2 separate regions of the Homo sapiens genome follow, and region 2 is linked to region 1. Evidence: chromatin loops called from intact Hi-C (ENCODE). Cell type or tissue: dorsolateral prefrontal cortex. All regions are shown on one strand. Links, peaks and the distances in the headings refer to the core of each region. The heading gives the core; the rest is flanking DNA. Region 1 overlaps MAGI1 (membrane associated guanylate kinase, WW and PDZ domain containing 1). Region 2 overlaps MAGI1 (membrane associated guanylate kinase, WW and PDZ domain containing 1).

Evidence for each region. Hi-C counts contacts between places; a loop is a spot of excess contacts. Peaks named below come from ENCODE experiments on the same cell type or tissue, not always from the same donor. Only the 100,000 strongest peaks of a DNase experiment are listed, where the experiment ranks them.
Region 2: a loop joins it to region 1, with 5 times the contacts of the local background. A loop is called at or near these places in 7 of 110 quality-filtered maps.

What each region holds. Positions count from the first base shown.
Region 1 is chr3:65,667,808-65,677,367 of GRCh38, forward strand. All of the region lies in intron 1 of MAGI1 (membrane associated guanylate kinase, WW and PDZ domain containing 1), which reads right to left. Among named protein-coding and RNA genes, the nearest start is that of MAGI1-AS1, 220 kb to the right of the region's middle. In dorsolateral prefrontal cortex, for the core only: CTCF peaks have their summits at 5,268 (motif pointing left) and 5,471; a DNase peak (open chromatin) is centred at 5,274.
Region 2 is chr3:65,589,813-65,599,372 of GRCh38, forward strand. All of the region lies in intron 2 of MAGI1 (membrane associated guanylate kinase, WW and PDZ domain containing 1), which reads right to left. Among named protein-coding and RNA genes, the nearest start is that of MAGI1-AS1, 300 kb to the right of the region's middle. RefSeq lists an enhancer at 8,142-8,693. In dorsolateral prefrontal cortex, for the core only: a CTCF peak has its summit at 4,766; DNase peaks (open chromatin) are centred at 7,294, 7,759 and 8,422; H3K4me3 peaks cover 4,209 bases; H3K27ac peaks cover 3,502 bases.

The DNA of each region.
Region 1 (9,560 bases), core at 1,127-9,126:
CCCACCTTGGCCTCCCAAAGTGCTGGGATTACAGGCATGACCCACCGCACCCAGCCAAGAAGAAACCAATTTTTTTTAACACTCCCACCTGCAGCTGGACATGTGTATGGCACAGTGCAAGGGATTTTCATCAAGTATAGCTACGTACTAAGAGTTTGCTCCCTGTGTAATGTTTCTGTTAATTTAATGAAAACGTAAATTAGTAACATCAGGTTTTTCTGAGAGATAATAGTATAATGTTGAGATTCAGACCATGAACTCCAAACCCAGGCTGCTTAGGTTCTCATCCTAACTCTGTCACTAACAGGCCATGTGACCTTGGGCTAGGCATTTAAACTCTTTGTGCCTCAGTTTTTCCATCTGCAAGATGGGGATGACAATAATACCACTACACCAGAAGGGTTGACGTGAGGTTTAAATGAACGAATACACTTAATAAGGCACTTAGCATAGTACCTGGCACACAAGTGCTATTAAATAGTTGTGCACTGGAGTAAGCTTATACTGGCTCATGAGAGTCAAATGTTAGCACCTCTTCCTACCTTCGTACTCAGAGACATCAGTCATCCCCTGCCAGAGCCAGGTGTTAAACATTTATCAGCATACCACATAAACATCATATTTTCAAAAAGTTTGTGTAAAAATGGAATTAAAAGATAAAAATTAAAAATATAAACTTTATTTCTCAACGCAAGCTCCAACCAGTTCAAAACTCTCTTGTGAGTGATGAACCAGCCATTTAGTCCTTTTTTTTCTTTTTTTTTTTTTTTTTTTTTTGACACGGAGTCTCACTCTGTCGCCCAGGCTGGAGTGCAGTGGTGCAATCTCAGCTCACTGCAACCTCTGCCCCCTAGGTTCAATTGATTCTGCTGCCTCAGCCTCCTAAGTAGCTGGGGTTACAGGCGTGCTGTAATTTTTGTACTTTTAGTAGAGACGGGGTTTCACCATCTTGGCCAGGTTGGTCTTGAACTCCTGACCTTGTGATCCACCTGCCTCGACCTCCCAAAGAGCTGGGATTACAGGTGTGAGCCACTGTGCCCAGCCGCCATTTAGTCCATTCTTAAAGAACTGAAGGTCCTGGGAATTTAACCATGTCAATGTTGTCTTTTTTTACATTATCTTTATTTATTTGTTTATTTTCTTGAGATGGAGTCTCGCTCTGTTGCCCAGGCTGGAGTGCAGTGCAGGGGCACAATCTCGGCTCACTGCAACCTCCACCTCCCAGGTTCAAGCAATTCTCTACCTCAGCCTCCTGAGTAGCTGGGATTACAGGTGCCTGCCACCAAGCCTGGCTAATTTTTGTATTTTTAGTAGAGACAGGGTTTCACCATCTTGGCCAGGCTGGACTTGAAATCCTGACCCTGTGAGCCATTGCACCCAGCCTTTTTTACATTTTTAACTGAAGAAAAAAATGGGTGTCCCTTACAGACTTTTTAAGATTAGAAAACAAAAAGAAGTCACAAGGAGCCAAATCAGGACTGTAAAGTTGACTCATGATTTCCCATTGAAACTCTTGCAAAATTGCTCTTGTTTGATGAGAGGAATGAGCAGGAAGGAACACTGTCATGGTGGAGAAGGACTCTTTGGTCAAGTTTTCCCTGGCATTTTTCTGTTAAAGCTTTGATTAACTTTCTCAAAGCACTCTCATAATAAGCAGATGTTATCATCCTTTGGTCCTCCAGAAAGTCGACAAGCAGAATGTCTTGAAGAGTCCAAATAACTGTTGTCAAGACCTTTGCTCTCGACCAGTCTGCTTTTGCTTTGACTAAACCACTTCCACCGCTTAGTAGCCATTGCTTTGATTGTGTTTTGTCTTCGGGATTCTACTGATAAAGCCATGTTTCATTTCCTGTTACAATTCTTCAAAGAAATGCTTCAGGATCTTGATCCCACTTGTTTAAAATTGCAGTTGAAAGCTCTGCTCTTGTCTGCAGCTGATCTAGGTGCAATGGTTTTGGCACCTATCCAGTGGAAAGTTTGCTCAACTTTAGTTTTTCAGCCAGAATTGTGTAAGCTGAACCAATTGAGATGCCTATGGTGTTGGTTATTATTTGTGCTGTTGTCGGTCCCTTTCAATTAGAGCACAAACAAGATCAATTTTTTTCCTTGCAAATTGATGTGGATGGTCTGCCACTGTGGGCTTCATCTTCAACATCATCTCATCTTTTCTTAAAATGAATTATCCATTTGTAAACTGTGGATTTCTCTGAGCCATTGCCCCCATAAACTTTTGGTAAAGCATCAGTGATTTCACCACAAATTTGATATTTGTTCTTGTTTCGATTTTAGCAGAATTCATGTTGCTCGATTAGAAGTTCTTTTCAAACTGATGTCTCATCATTCTTAGTACCTGAAACTAGATCCTGTTCAGCTACTTTATAACAAGTTAGTATGAGTTTCTTGTGGGGAAAAAACATTGAAATCCATGTATAGTTGTATCCTATTGTGTACTTTCCAGGAACTTTTTGAAGACTCCTCATATATATGCATATACATACATATGTATACATACACACATATATAACACATATGCCATGTGTGTATATATATATATACACATAAGTGCTTGGCTTCATTATTGCCAACATTGAAGTTTTTTTTAATATGGCTCAAGCAGAATCTGAGTTATTTGAATTCCTGGCTTTTATGTAGGTTTCATGAAAATTTAGAGGTTGCTCTCAAATCCTCAACCCCAAAATAATTATTTATAGAGTACCATCAATATGTCTGACATAGCCATAGACATTATGGACTACAGAAGAATTATAACAAAGGTCTTTACCTGCAATGAGTTTACAATCTTGCTAAGATTTTTTGCAAAGCTAATGAACCACATAGTTGGTACGTGTTTCTTTCTCTGGGATCATGTTTGGTACCCATGGAGCTTATCCACTGTTCATCTCTTCCCCGGGAACCTCAGTGGTCTCCATAGTTAATGCAGATAAATATAGCCCTTGCCCTGAAACTGGGCAAATTTGCTACTTATCACTCTTACTAGATATAAACAGAAAAATAGCCAAGGTAAACAGGCACATATACAACCACATTCATATTCTTTAATTAAGTAAAAACCAACAAGCATGTATTAAGCCTCTAGAATGTACCAAAGTGCTTTATGTAACTTTCTCCTGTTGGGAGCTATTCATTCACTGTTTTTAGCTGTTTTATGATGTAAAATAACTGAAACTCATGAATTGTAATGATGTTAATATTTATCATAATACCTAATGCTTATTGAGAATGTAGAATCAGCCATGCAATTCTTCTAAGCACTTTACATTACTCCTCACCACAACCCTGTGAAGTAAAACTGTTAATATCCCCATTTTACAGATGAGACAACTGAGCTTCAAGAGACTGATTATGTTGCCTAGTACTACAGAGCTGGTAAGAGCTAAAATTTGAACCGGGATTTGGCACTCTAGAGCCAATGCTATGAATCACTGTAAAGCAGGTGTTTCTCAATCTTGGCACTACTGGCATTTGGGGCTGGATAAATCTTTGCTCTGCATTGCTATGCACTGTAGGATGTGCAGCAGTATCCTCGGCTCTTACTGACTAGATACCAGGAGCAATCGACATTTGTGACAATTAAAAATGTCTCCCATAGGAACCAACTCACCCAAATGAGCTGGCCAAATGCCCCCTGCAATTCAAAACTGCCACCGGTTGAAAACCACTGCTATAAATTAAAAGAAAGAAAGTAGGGAATTCCTAAACCTGGCTACATATTAGAAATGCCTAGGGTATATTTTTAATGGGTTAAAAATGCAGATAGCAAGTCTTATCACTGATTCAGAGAATCAGAGTGTCAAGGGGTCCCATAGAATAGTCCATCATTTGTCACCAATTAGTTATGTCATCTTGAGAAAGTTACTTGCCCTCTCTGTGCCTCAATTTCTTTATCTAGCTACTGAGTGGGCAAAGCTAGACTGTGTGTCAAACCTTTCCATGGCTAACAATCCAGTCTGTGAAATCACTCAGATACCCATCACTTCCCTCCTTGACAGGCTTCTATTCACACTGCACAGAGAGGGTGTAATGACCAAAAAAAGTTCCTACAACTCCAATCCTCATAAGGAAATCCTCATAAGGAAATCTGGCCAAAAGCTGACCCGTGATAGACTTACAATCAGTTCACCATAGATACAAAATTGGGCACAATTATCACTACAAAAAGGTTAGTTTCCACTTCACACACCTGAGGTAGGTAAAAACTGAATCCCAAATTGGAGATGCAATTTTCCCATTATGCAAAGTGGTTGCTGCATTCCTGGGTGGAAAAAAAAATCCCCAAACCAGTATTGCCAAAACTGAATTTACTAGAAACCTTGACTCCAAATGACACTGGGGAGTGTGCTCCTCTTTTCAGATTCATGAAATGCTTTCATGTCATTTAAGAAGCAAAATGCAAAAGAAAAAAGTGGGCATTGTCTACACTTCAGACATGGAGGCTTTAGTCTGACAATCCCAGATCCTATCTCCAACTCAAAACAAATCTGTTCCATGGCAAGAAAGTACTTTAGAGAATTAGTCTTTGCTGTATTTGTATATGCTAATTAAGCTCCAAAGGAGAAACTGCTGATGATAAATCGCTGACAAAGAAGCCATTTTTAAAAAATTTTACTAATTTATAGATATATCAGATTATATCGGTTTAGGTCACACTTACTTTATATACCCATGTGTAAAAATAGGATGAAAATGATTACATTTGAAAGTGCCTGGGGTTGTTAAAGTAAAAATAGGAACAATCTTCATTGAAGAGGGGGAAAAACATCCTTAAAAGGATACTGAATAGAAGGGTGTCTGTAAGGCACGGAGAAGAAGGAGAAAATGTCCTGGATTATGAAACCACAATAGAATTCTGCTCAGAAATTGCATGTTATCAATTCAGTTGATCAGATACCAATAAATCCATTTACTAGAAACTGATTTCGGAGGAAACAGACTTGTAACTATAATTCAAATTCATTCCTTTAAAGCACGTACTACCAGTGCACTCTATCAAGGGTGGGCCCTAACCACTATTAAAGTGTTAAAAGAAATTATTTCAATTCTTTATGAGTATAAAATTATAGTAGAAGGGAATCAATTAATCTTAGGTGATATGCCACCAGGCCATAATCAAGTATGATAAATTGCTTTCTTCTATCCTAGTTTCTCAATGTATGTGTTATGACAGGTTCTGCGAAGGTGAGTATTAAAAAATATTTGTTCCCAACTCAAAAGGGCATCACATAAATGACCGCCAGCGCCATCTGTCGGTGGTACACAGAGCTGTTGCACTTGTGCCTGGGCTTGCGAGTTTTTGTTCACCTAAATTAAGATTCGATGACTGAAGTTTTACATGAGGGACAGCATCCGTACACTACTCTAAGTGGTGTAGTGCAGAAGCTCTTAAACATTTCTCCTAATGTTTATACCCTTTTACATGGCCAGACACTGAATGAATTTCTTCTAATGATCTGGAGGTGAAGCCTAAAATAACTGCCTCAAATTTCCTGATGTCTTAGTTTATCTTAAACTTTTATATGAATCTTGTGCTGTATACCAGAGTAACCTGTGTCTGTTTTTTTACGTAAAAACATGTATAAAATATTTATAGTTCAACTACTTAACTTGTATGACCAAATATTCGGGTTAAATAGATAATTTGTTGAGGTGTACCATATTTAGCCCCTGGGGCATATTACCTTGGATACCTACATCCTCCAGAGATACTCCTACTCCAATTTGAGAAAAAGTAGGAACTCAGCTCTGCCACAGCCTGCTGTGTGCCCACACTGAGCCTCAGTTTCGTTATCTGTGAGGTAAGGACCATGGACAGGATCTCTAAGGGTGCTTCCAGCTCTGACATTCTCTGAAACAACAGTCATTTGGATCTTCAGACACAAACACCTCACTCATCTCACTACTGGTGAGCCCTGCGTGCACATTCCTATAACATGTGGGCACAGAGATTTGTAAATTATATTATTGTATGTCTAGTTCAATAAATATTATAAATAGGCGTTTCCTATTTCACCTATAGTCCTAAAAGCTTATCTACTCAAGTTGGCAAAACAAAAGCATTTTCTCCCTCATTCTTCTCATTAGCTAAATGGAGGAATGCCTTCTATTAGAGTCACCTCGTATTTAAGCATACACAGCTGGGCGTGTGGCATGTGCCTGTAGTCCCAGCTACTCCGGAGGCTGAGGTTGGAGACTCTCTTGGGCCCAGGGGTTCAGGACCAGCCTGGGGAACACAGCGAGACTCCATCTCAAAAAATACTAATAATTTAAGCTTATACGACAGCTCAATAAGGTTAGGTCTAGTGTTCAAGAATGCAACAGGAGATGACATTAAAGATATAAGCAATGACCATAACAAAAGAGCTCTTAAAAATGATGTTAAGTAGCTAAGATTTCTGCATGTTATGGCCTGTGGATTTTGGATGTTGGACAAGCCCAACAAGACAATACACAAGCACAGAGAAGCCGATCTCAGCCCTATCAGCATGAGACCTTTGGTTAAGATTCTTGCCAAAGCTGAAGAATTCAAGCCCTCAAATGTATTTTCAAGAACCAGTCATTTTATTTCTCCCCTAGGATCACAGACCTTCCCAAGCCCATGAGGTGCCTGTGAAACTCCACATATGGGAACTATATTTTTAGGAAAGGGGCCAAGGTGTCAGAGGCTATGCATCACAAGAACAACCCCTTCTTTCTCTTTTACTAACTAACACAGTTTGGCTTTCCCTCGTTTCTAGCAGCAGTTAATTCCAAGGCTTTATGTTCTCAGACAGTTTCAACACTGCCTTTCCCTTCAGAGTCATCACCAAAATAAATTTTAAAAAATTCCAGTGCGCCCTTCACTTTTTCAGTATTCCCACTCCTGCTGGCCCCAGGTGTTCTCTGGTTTGAAGGTTGCCCACTATGCAACCCGCTGTATAATTCAGAACCTGGTGCACTTCCCAGGCACATCAGTAGTCTAAATTTGTACTACAGCAAAAGCTTCAAGGGCTTAATCAATTACAGATCAAATATTTAAAAATGAGGATTAATCTCATCACTGCAGCCCAACAGATGCATTTTGTGTTAATAAATACACTTCAAACTTCCTGTAGACACTGAAAAATGCATTCCCAATTTGCCTTTGCTCCTGGTTCCCAACAGACAGGAGAGAGGGCTCCATTGATATTCCAGAGCTGCACTTTCCAAGTGTTCATGGGGCTGGCTCTGCTGTATCTCGTAAGATAAAGGAATCAGAAATTAGAGGAGGAGAAACATTCTGACCAGATGCTCTCTGATCTCCCCAACAAAACTTCAACCACACTGTCAGTCTCAATCACAATGTGTGGGCACTGAGATTCATGAGGCCAAATGAAAATAAAATTATGATATTCATTTACGTGGGTGATGGAAGGGTGGATGAAAAGCTCCATATGTTCGGAGTTTCAAGTATAATTTGAAACAGCAACATATCAGCCTTAAAAACAGAACCTCCATGGCCTCCAAATTTCAAGAATAGTAGAAGATGCTTGCCTAGAATAAATCAATTTGGAAAGCTGCAGTCATCAATCTCAAAGTAATTTCTGCCAAAGTATAAATGGTGATTTAAAAACGGGGGAAATGCCAGAAAAATACCACTTGAAAGTTTTATTAATAGTACATTACAGAACACAGAAAAAATTATTTATTAGAGAACTTGTGAAGAATACACAGAGAAAAACTCACATGAATTCACAAAACGGGGCAGCACAATGAATTCACCAGTGTATTAAAAGCAGAACAAAAAAATAAACCCATCACAGACCAAGTAGGTCTTAATTCAAAAATTCAAGGAGCCATCTAATGAGGTGGCTCATTACAGTGTCACAGCGGCACATGTACCTCTAGTTTATGAATTTCAACGATGTAAGCTAAAAACAAGACAAAATCAAACAACAACAATAACAAAACTGATAACAATTGTCTTTGATAATAGATGGCTCTAGAACACAAGCCAACCACTTCATATGGGTTCAACCAAAGAAACAACATTCTGTTCCAATACTGGAAAAAAACAATTGGGCTGAGCTGCTCTTACTGAGAAATGCTAGAGCACAAACAGGGATGATTTAATGGATTTTCAAAGATAATTATGGCAGGACTCAATTTTCACCTTGTTTGACGACTTTAAGCTACCCTATATATGTCAATAGTTTGGAGGAGAAAAACCACATGGTTATCTCAGCAAAGAATGTAAAGAAAGCATGTGATAAATTGAGTTCATATTTTTGACAAGCTTGTAGTAAAAGCACAAAGGCTATTTGTAGCATTATGTTTAACAGTAAATTTTGGAAAAACCCAAATATACATCTATATGGGCACAATTACAAAATTATGGTGTTTCTCTATACAGAGAAACTCTACATAACCATTAAAAAGAAATGAGACTTACGCACTCACACATGACAATGATGAGGATAGATGCAAACTGAAGGACAGGATGAAAACCTTAATCACATTTTCAAAAAAGCCATGACATGTACACACACGTGTCTCTATTTAAACAGCATGAAAATACATAGAGCAAATAATCATGACTGCAATAATCACGGTTAGTTCCAAGAAAAGTAATTGGAGCAGAGGCTTTTGGTTTATAAATTTCTGAATCCTCAGATTTTTTTTAAAAAACGTACTTCTTTTGTTAATTTAAAAAATAAATCTGGAGAATAAGGAAGAAAAACACTCCAATTAAAAATGCAGAATTGGACCAGGCCAGAAAGGTCATCTAGGAAAAGCTGTGTCCAGCATCTCCATCAAAGGAGAAACTACTCCTTTTTATTCATACTCAGGAAGGAGGTGGCAGAGTTCCTGGCTAATCCGGTCAATTGTTACACAAGCTAAGCAGTGCAAAAAATTCTACATTTTATCTACCCCCTTCTTCTCATTCTCAACTCCAAGCCCAATCCTTTTGTTCTTTTCTCAGGAGCTTTAGAAAACAGATGGTTACACCATCCTTTGAATCTGTCAATGAATCACACAAAATCAACAGTGTTTTTCTGGAGGGACACTATTGTGTTCAACAATACAGAACGACATATCCCAGTTTGCTCCCCACATACAAACATACCAGATTCCATTACCAATGAGCTATTCAAAGGGATTTTACCAGATGTACTTAATTTAATTCAACAATTATTAATTCAATGACTCCCGTGCTCTTGGTATTTTATTATGAGCTGTGCAGGACCCTTCGGAAATTTAAAATTTTATGGTGGAGAGGGACATACACGATGAGAAAGAGATAAACAATTCAGGGTAGTTTAAGATTAGGAGAACGTGCAGACATTATAGTTTTTGAAGCACTAGGAAAATCTTTAGAGTTCAGACTAGGCTAAATAAGGTGAGGAGATAAACATTTAGGATTTTTTTTAACTTTTCATTTTCTATTTTTAAACGTTATTTTGTATTGTTTGTTTGTTTACTTAAAAATATTTTGGGAGGGGATTTTTACTATTGGCCAGCTAGGGTCAAGGCAGGGGTATAGAGCAAGGTGGAGATGGGAAGACTAAGAGGCTTCTGCAGTCACT
Region 2 (9,560 bases), core at 457-8,456, 79 kb before region 1:
TTAGATGGTTGCCAGGGTGGTTTTCAAAAAAAAAAAAACAAATAGTACCATGTGACTCTCCTAAACTCTTCCAAGACACCCATCACCTTCAGGATAAGTTCCAGGCTCCTTGGCATCTCTGTGTCCATCCCCGAGTCTGTGTCTCATAACTCTTAAAATTGCACACTCAACGATCCATGACTTAATCCCTTCCCAGAAACACCAGCCTCTTATGACTTGATATACACATGGTTGCGTCCTCTTCCAGGAATGTCTTCATTTCCTCTGAAAAACTCCCATCCAGCCTTTAAAACGCATCACCAGTGTCTCCTCTACTATGAAATCTTCCCTGACCTGAATTCTAGACAAAGTCAGGTCAGTCTCTGTGCTCCCCCAGCACCTTGACATACTTCTCTTACAACCCATGTGACGGTGGGATGTCATTGGCCATGTATGTGTCTCTCACCACCACCAATTCCCCTGTGAGGGTAAAGCTATTTTGTACATCTTTGTATCTTTAACACCCAGCATAATATCGGGCTCATAAACATATTTGGGTCATAACAACTATTTGTTTGATTAATCGGTAAAAAAATCATAAAGATTTCAACTTGGTACTCCTTTGACCTTGTATAACTGTAAAGAAATCTGAATTCACTCGGTGCTCTTAACTATCTTGGTTGTGCCAACTATTTTAATTCAACACTTGCTATTAAAACTTGTCCAAATGTCAGAATAAACTGTTCTTTCTGAGGATGATATAATTCAAAATTTCCCCTTTTAAAGGAGATGTACTTTAAAACTGCTACTTAGCTGTCCCCCCCATTCGTCTTTAATTAGCTGCTTGAACAATGCTGAATATATTACATCCTTGCAGAGAGCTAAGTCCTCAAGCAATTAGTCTGTCCTACCAAATGTGACCTACATCACTACTGTGCCCAGGATAGGCAAACCTTCACAGGACAGGATAAATTCCTACATCTTCCAGAATCTAGACAGAGCCTCTAAGGCCAAAGGAAACATGAACTTGCGGTAAAGACTATAAAAAGTCCATGTTTTTTCACCTATCAAACCAGCAAAACTTTAAGAAACAAGAGAATGAACACGCTTACACATGCTGATGAGAATGTAAATTATATAATTCTTTTAGTGGAACAATTTGGGAGTTTTTCAAATCCTAAAATGTGCATTCTCTTTAACTCAGTGATGCCACTCTCAGGAGTTTAACTTACAGAAGAATTCACAATACACACAAAGCTACGTGTGCAAGGATGTTCCTTTCATCACCGTTTCCATCATTCAAAAACTGGGGAATGTTGGGCTAAATCATGGTACAGCAAAATTTTCCATGAACTCCACCATCTACAACCACTGACTTCTTGAGAGTCCTGACTGTCAAGCTCACTATGTCCAAAATGAAACTCCTGATCTTAAACTAAGAGATGACCCACCCCCGCCTGGTGTCCCCCATCTAGCAAATGACTATTCTGTCCTTCCAGTTGTTCATGTTAAAAAGCAAAAAACCAAAACCCTTGGAGTCATTCTCAATTCCTCTCTTTTTCTCACACCCCTCAGGTCATCCATCAGGCATGAGTCTACTCTCAAAATATATATAACCACTTTGTACACCTCCACTACCATTACTCTGGTCTGGCCACTATAATCTCACACCAGGATTATAACAACTTCCTGTCATAACAACTTCCTGTCAGTGCTCTCTGCTTCCGCTCCTTCGGAAAACCTCATCCTACTACCTTCAGTGAGGCTTTGTGAATGTTCATTGGGAGCATGTTACTGCCTGGATCAAGACTCTGCAATGGCTCCTATTTCATTCTGGGTGGCGTGGTTGGTTAGGGTCTAAAATGTCTAGCATAATCTGTCATTCTTCCTTATACTCTGACCTCTCCTCCCATAGTTCTAACCCTTGTTCACTCTATTTCTGCCACTCCGGCCTCCTTGCTGTTCCTCTGAAAATGCAGGTACCACTTCTGCCACAGGGCCTTTGCAATGGATTGGCTTTTACCCAGTTATGCACATGGCTCCTTCCCTCATGCATTCAGGTTTGTGCTTATATGTTACTTTTCCAGTGAGGTCGACCCTTGACACCTTGAAAACTCTATTTAAAAACTGCAACATGCCCAATCTCCACACTCAACCCCCTTACTCTGCTCTGCTTTTTCCCTCGTATAATGTCCCACCTTCTAATATACGAAATGATTCACTCAACTATTACATGTACTGTTTTGATTTCACCTGACTAGAACATAAACCCTATAAGGGATCTTCATCTGTTTTGGTTGATCATATATACCAGGCAGGCAGAACACAGTTCCTAGCACATAAAGATTGTTAAATAAATACTTGTTGAATAAATAAATATATCTTAGTGTTTCTGTGAGGACTAAATCAGCCAGCCCTAGCACATAGCAACCTAACAAAAGTAGGTTCCAATTATTATTAGAAAGAATAAAGTAGGCATGCATCTACTGACATGGAAAGTTGCCCAGATGTAAAGACAATAAGAAAAGTCAAGTTGTAACTGAATACAAAGTGTGCAACTGAACTAGCATGCAAAGGGGAGTTAATAGAGCATTATCAATAATACTGAAAAACTAGAAACATGCTAACAGGTCACCATCAGGGCAAGGGTTAAACATATTATACCATCTTCCCACCATACTTGGGGACATTATGTGGTTGTCACCAAGAATAAGGTAGGATATTTGTGTTACATATTAAGATGTCAATTTCAGATGGGGAAAAGAAATTGACTTACTGACTGAACAGGAGGTAGAGTGTGATAGCATCTTCTTTGAAAGAAAAAAGAAAAAAGCTATGTGCATATATATATTAGTGCAGAAAAGTTAGGAGGGAAACAAAGGAACACACGCACATGCAGTTACTTTTGGAGAGTTGGACTTCAGAAAGAATGAGGGCTAGTGTGTAATTTTATGCTGCATTTTTCCATTGTGCTTGACTTTTCTGCAAGCAACGAACCCAACTTTTGTTTTGCCAACCACAGTAACTTCTGGGAAAAACTTCCCATAGTGGAAAGATCTCATTTTAACTAATCATTTTTACCTTATTCCCTATTCCCTGATCTTATTAGAAGTAAATTAAGATGGGTTCTAATACAAGCTACAGGAGGGCAGGGGGTTTTTATATTTTGTTGATGGGGCTATGATTCCCCAGTGCCTAACAAGCGCCTACCACATAGTAGGCACTCAAATATTATAAGTTATTCTCAATATAAGGTCACCTTCAGGTAAAATTAAAAGTAGTAAATTAAAAAGTCCCAAGCTAGAAAGGGATATAGCAAAAGCATCCATAAACTGGAGTGTTAAGCCTCATAAAAAGGAGTTTAAATGTTTACAGACTTTTTTGGCTTCCCTTTCAGGTCACTATCTATAATCATGTATTTTTAAAGCAACTCTCTTTGGCATGACTCCACAATTAATGAGAAAATTATAGCACTTACTGTCTTATAGCCAAGTTATTTCATACAGTCTTTGTCAAATTTGTAGATTCCCACTGATCTAATCTTTATTGTGGCAAAGAAATATACCCAGTGCAATAATTCAGATGCAAGGACTAGTAGATTGTGAAGGATGGGGGGGAAAGGAGATTCTTTAATCAGGCGAGCAGTATGAACTTTTCAGAACAATTCAACAGTGAGCAGAGTAGAAATCTAAATGATTTTTTACTTCCAATAGAATATAGGATAAACTATCTGGTTGGTGGAAAATAATATGTATCATTAAATACAAACAAACTTATGTTTCATTTTCTATTTTCAAAATGATTTTTCAAGGAGTTGTACTTTTTTGCATTGCTTTGATAATTACAATAGCACTCTAGGAAACAGCCTGAACTTCATAATGACTGCATAAGGTCAAAGTTCTTAATGTGTCCATTCATTCAAGTATTTATTGAACGTGTATTACCTGCTAAGCATTGTGCTTACGACTAGATATAGAAATACGGGAAACATATTGATATCTCATTATATGGATATAGTTATATTGGGATATTGAAAGAGAAATAATTTAAAAATCTCCACAAACAAAAGCCTCACAGAATGGAATTAAAAGAAATATGTTTTTTTCTTTTCCTGCCCTTTCAGGTCAGATAATCATTTAAAAATCTTTTCGCTCAAGAACATTCAGCCTGATGAGTCACTTTCAAGCCCAAGACCTCCCCTTTACTCTCATGCCTCAGATCTTCTCAAACATTTTGGTAAAAGTCAGGTAACATTTTCTCCATCCTGTTTTTATTCTTGAATCTGGCCACCTATCAAAACTTTAAGGATGTCAACCGCCATGGATGAAGAAATAATAATCAGCAACAGCAGCTCAAGGACTGTATTTGAAAAAACAAAACCAAACCAGATATCTAGATGGCATCAGTCATCAACTCACTAGATTCTTGAAAAGCAAGTGGATTGAGTGCCATTTTTATCAAATGGAATCACTTGTCAAACAGGTTTACCAATAACAAAATGGCAAATCCCAGATCCCACTATTTAGAAACATTGTTTAGTCATAATTTTCCTGAGTGTTGACATCCCAAATTAGTCATGTAAATTTACTGAAGGCCAACAGTAGCAGAAACTTGTCAACAAGACCGAGGAAGCAAAGGAAGGCAGCATCTTTACATTTTTAGTGTTTATAACACTTCAAAAGCCTAAAAGTCATCAACAGCTGGCCTACTATCAGACACAGAGATCAGCAGAGTTACTGAATTAATGGCTGGCATTGTTGCTTTCTTCCCACCAGACATCTCAAAAAATGCTATGACAGTTTTTCTGGTGCCAGAGGGTGTCAGTATGACTGCGAGGGATGTGCTTACATTCAAATATTTGGGGTCTGATTATCAACATAAGAAATTTTTTTTTCAAAGGAAAAAACAAACATGCTGAGAAAATGGTGATTACTAAATGAACAGAATTTTGTTATGCAAATACAGTTGCAAAGAAAAAGAAATATCTGCAGTATTCTGATGGGGGGGTGTCTTTTGATTTAGCTTTTTCTAGTACTATCAACTCTATATTTACTTTCAGCTTTAGAAACCCTTTTACCTTCAGTGCTCAGTGTCTCCCAAATTCTATTCCATGCAAGCCTAATAAGCCAACATCAGAATAATGCATGGGTCTGTGTATTTATTTATTGAAATCATTAAACAGGCAGTTTCAGTCGGTATCACATCACCTGCTTTATATTACGCAGCACAGGGTCAAAGAGAAATTACAATTAAATTTTTCAATAACTGGTGTCAATTAAGCACGGTGTTTAGCTCCTTTGTAAATATGGAGATCTTATTCTCTCTGTCTTCTTTTTCCACTCCTCTACCCCCATCCATATGCCAAGAATGAATAGAAAACAAGGGGAAAGGAGAGGCTGCCTCATCAGAAGCCTTTGCTAGATGTGTCTTAGTAAAATCAGCTATAGTCATTACTTCTATGGCACCATTAATTCATGGGCATAGTTTCTGTTCTTATACACAAGAATGTCAAAGATCCATACAACTGTTTATCACAAAAACAGTCTTGGGTATCAAACGTATAGGTTCAAAGAGCTCCTTTCTGTTAATAAAGCCCATGTGAAACTGTTTTGCCACAAGCTTTTAGAGAATCTAGACTCAGGGTTGGTAGTTCCAGTGGACACACCAGGGGCCACCTCACAAATTGCCTCTTCTGGCCACAGTTAAACTGAAGAGGCAGTGAGGCTCTAGTCTCCCCTGGGGGTGGTTTCATATCAAACACACATGCCCATGCTTTTGCTCAGCAAGGATCGGGAGAGGAGCCTCAAGTCTAATCATAGGAACAGACCGATTTAAGAGCCATAATTGAGTAAAAAGAATAACGGACCGATTCCACGTCTCTCTAGCACAAACACAACAAATCCAAACACCAAACCTCAAGCATCTTTTTAAACACAGAAATACAACTTGAAATATACAGCCTAAGAAAGAAACTACATGGGGAAGCAAATGGGTAAGCTTCCGTTTTTAACTCTCTGGGGTGGGTAGGGTGGGTAGGGTGGGGGTGGGGAGTTAGGAGTATCCTCATCAAGAATCCTTTCCCTCTGCCCCATCCCCTTTCCCAAAGCCAAAAGAGGAAAGGCATTGAGAGACAGGGGCAGACTGCTTCTGTTTGCTCAGTTGAGAAATGGAGGAATCGAGTCTCTGTTGATACCATTAAACTGCTAAAGCTTTCAACAGCACTAAAATTCATTGGCAAGTGATGAGCTGCGCCTTGTCGACGAGTTTCAGTGCAAGTTAAATCACGAAAAGAATCCAACTTCATATCTAATTAATACAGGCTTCCAAGTGATCAAAAAACAACAGTTTTTCAGAAAGTATGAGCCTTATAGATGATAAAAGACAAGCTTTTCTCAACTAAGAAATGCATTTATTTTCCCAGAACCCCAAAGACAGTATGTCATTCCGTGGGTTACCATGTGCATATGGAATTTTTATGTTTTCAATATAAAAGTCACAATGCCCTCATGCAAAAGCTTCCCGTTTTACTGAAACCCCCAACAAATGTGTCCGAATCTTTTGAAAGCACTGAATACTCATTCAAGAGGAGTAGTAAAACAAACAACACTATAAACCAGCAAGGGTTATTTGGCTAGCACACACTCATAAGTAGTCTCCTAATTGATTCTCAGTTGACAGGGTGTTGAGCATGGTAAACTCTGGGAAAGAGAAAAGGGCCCAACATACCTAATCCTTAAAAATAAGCCATACATACCCTCAAATAATTTAGTTCAGGCACAAATCCACTCCCTTTGTGTGTGAGACAAAGTCTATATACCAACACTGTGGACAAGACAGCTTCCTTGTACACTCCATTGCCCCCTGGTACCCAGGTCAGTTAGACTTAGGACTTAGGAAGAGGAAGGGAGGCATAGCCTTCCTGAATCTTCAAAAATCCCCCAGCCTTCCGGGTTTGGCCCATTCACTTACAGAACCAGACAGGGAGAAAAGCCTTTTAGCTCCCAAGCACTCAGCAAGCCAGACTCTGGATTCTGTTTTCTGATGCCCACAGACATACATCTCTTACCTAGATAACACAGTGCTCTAACATACAAATGTTAATTTCCAGGAAGCAAACTTAAAAAGCCTTCCGCATGTACATTCTTCCTTTTAGAAATAGGAAAACGGACAGAGGAGAATCGCAGCCCTTCCGTTTCTAATTTTCCCCGAGAGCTTACAAAGCCCTCCAAAGTGCAAAGGCATTTGCCCACCGCGCTGCCCGGGGAAGCAGCTCTCCCTCTCCCCTGCCTTCCCCAGCCTGGGCGCCGGAACAATGCAGCAACATACATTTACCAACACCTGCTGGAGCCTATTAATATGCACGGGGACGTACTGATTTTTCCCCCCTCCCTTCCCCTGCCCTCCACACTGAGCAGGCTTTCATCTCCTCCTTTACCATCCATCAGGAACTCATTTCGCCGGCCCCCTCCCCCTCCCACCCCCAGTCCCCATTCAGCCGAGCCCCTCGCTCCAAAAGCCCGGGCTGACGAGCACACTTTGGAATGCACTTCATTAAAATTTAGCTGCCCGATTCCAACCTGCAATGCGGAGGAGGCAATACAAAGCGCGCGCCACACTTCCTCCAGCATCCCCTTCAAAAGCCCCATTGTTCGCCAGGCATCTGCTCCAGAGCCCGGCCTCTCCCTATCCACTGACCTCTGATTTTTTTTTCTCCCCCCTCCCCCTTCCTCCCAGCCTGGCCAAACGGGCCTGCCTGGTGAATTAAAACGCAGCCGCAGCCATCTGGCCCTCCCAAGCTGGCCGGGTTTCTCCCCGCCCCTCCTCCCTGGTCCACACACCACACACGGCATCTTCACCTCCATGGATATTCCCACAACCCAAGCTCAAACCTCCGGTGGCAGGGAGCCTCTGCCGCCGCCTGCCTGTCCCCAGGCTTCCTCCGGCAGCGGAGCGTTCGAATCCAGAGGTGGGCAGGGGGCGGTGGAGGGGTGGCGAGAGGAGATCATGGACCACTTGTACTTGCCTGCAAACCCCAGCCCAATCGCCAAGATTAATCCTTCCCTTTGTGAGCCTGAAACCGCCTCCCACCACGCTGGTCCTTGGCTCTGCAGCGGCTGTAAAGAGAGGCGGGGGTGGGGGGGGGGTGGGACCGAACCCCTTCCTGGGAGAGCTGGGGGCGCCTCGGCCACCTGACCACAGAGCGGTTTTTCGAGGGAAGAGGTGCTGGCAGCAGGAGCAGCTGATGGTGCGAGAAGGGAGAGAAGATGCCCAGGCTTGCGCCTTTTATATTACTGGCGACATTTCTAACACATGACAACAATTTCCATCTGTATTTAAGCCGGGAGTGTGAAAAAAGAGCATTACATCACAGAGCCCGGGCTCCTAGAGGCTGCCGGATATCTAGGCCGGGGGGATTAGGGGGCTGCACCTGCGGAGGGGGCGGGGACTGAGCGAGCCTCTCCCTGCTGGGGCGTGTCAGGTCCCCATCACCCGCATGGCCCTGTGGGAGCCCCTGGACATGGAAAGGCGGGAAATAGGGTTGCCCCATTTGCGACATGCTGGAGGCTGAGTGCATGAGTGGGTGGGTGAGGGCGAGGGAAGGGGCGTGACTCCCTTTCTTGGTTAGGGATACAACCCTGACTTCCCAAGAGCAAGGGACAGAAGTCCCTTCTGATGAAACTGACTTCTGCCTTTCTGCCTCTTCCCCAACTTTGGAAGGAATTCCAATAGATAATAACTCTTATGTTTGAAATAATTGTCTTCCTTTGGAGTTAAAATAAAGACGATGGAGTGGCTTAGAAAATGAATTTGAAGGATCCACTTTCAAGGAATTGACACTTCAAGAATCAAAGGTACAATCTGACTCAGAATCAAGCTGCTTCTCTACTGCTCACCTCTATGTCATTAAAACTCACTGTTTTTAAGGAGTGATAGGATAGTGGATAGGGGGAGGCTGGCCTCTGGTGCAGATGGTTGGCAAAGCTGCCTCTTTAAAAGATTCTCTAAGAGCCGGCGGTATCACCTCCACCCTGTTTCTTTTGAGGGATCCTTCCTCTTCATCCACCTTAGTGAGAAAACTTTATTGAGAGACCTCTAGCTTTGGAAAGGTAAGTTTTCTCTATTTTCAAATGGTCAGTCATTGCTGAAGCTACACCTTGTAGCAAGAGAGTGAATGCCTCCAGACTGTCAAAGAAAGGACGCTATCCACTGCCTTCCTTCTCATAATCCAGGTGCTACAGAGTCACGTGCAAGCATCCTCCAAGAATTCATTACTACAACTTGGACAGGAGGAGATAAAGGGGCTGCAAGATGTTCTGAGAGGAAGAATGCCAAGAAAATAGGGCAAGAGGGGAAAGGAAGCAAGGGCATACCTCTTTCTGGGGTATGTTGGGGGAGGCAATGCAGAAGCTAGATTACAAATGGGTGGATCATAGGATGGCAAAGCAGGCTTTACGGGTGCGGGAGAAAGGTGAGAGGGCAGTGGGCCATTTAGATAACAAGGCAGCACAGATCTTTCCTTCGAATGCAGTATCGGCTGGATTTCATAGCAGATGAGAAAATAAATGTTGTTCCTTCATATT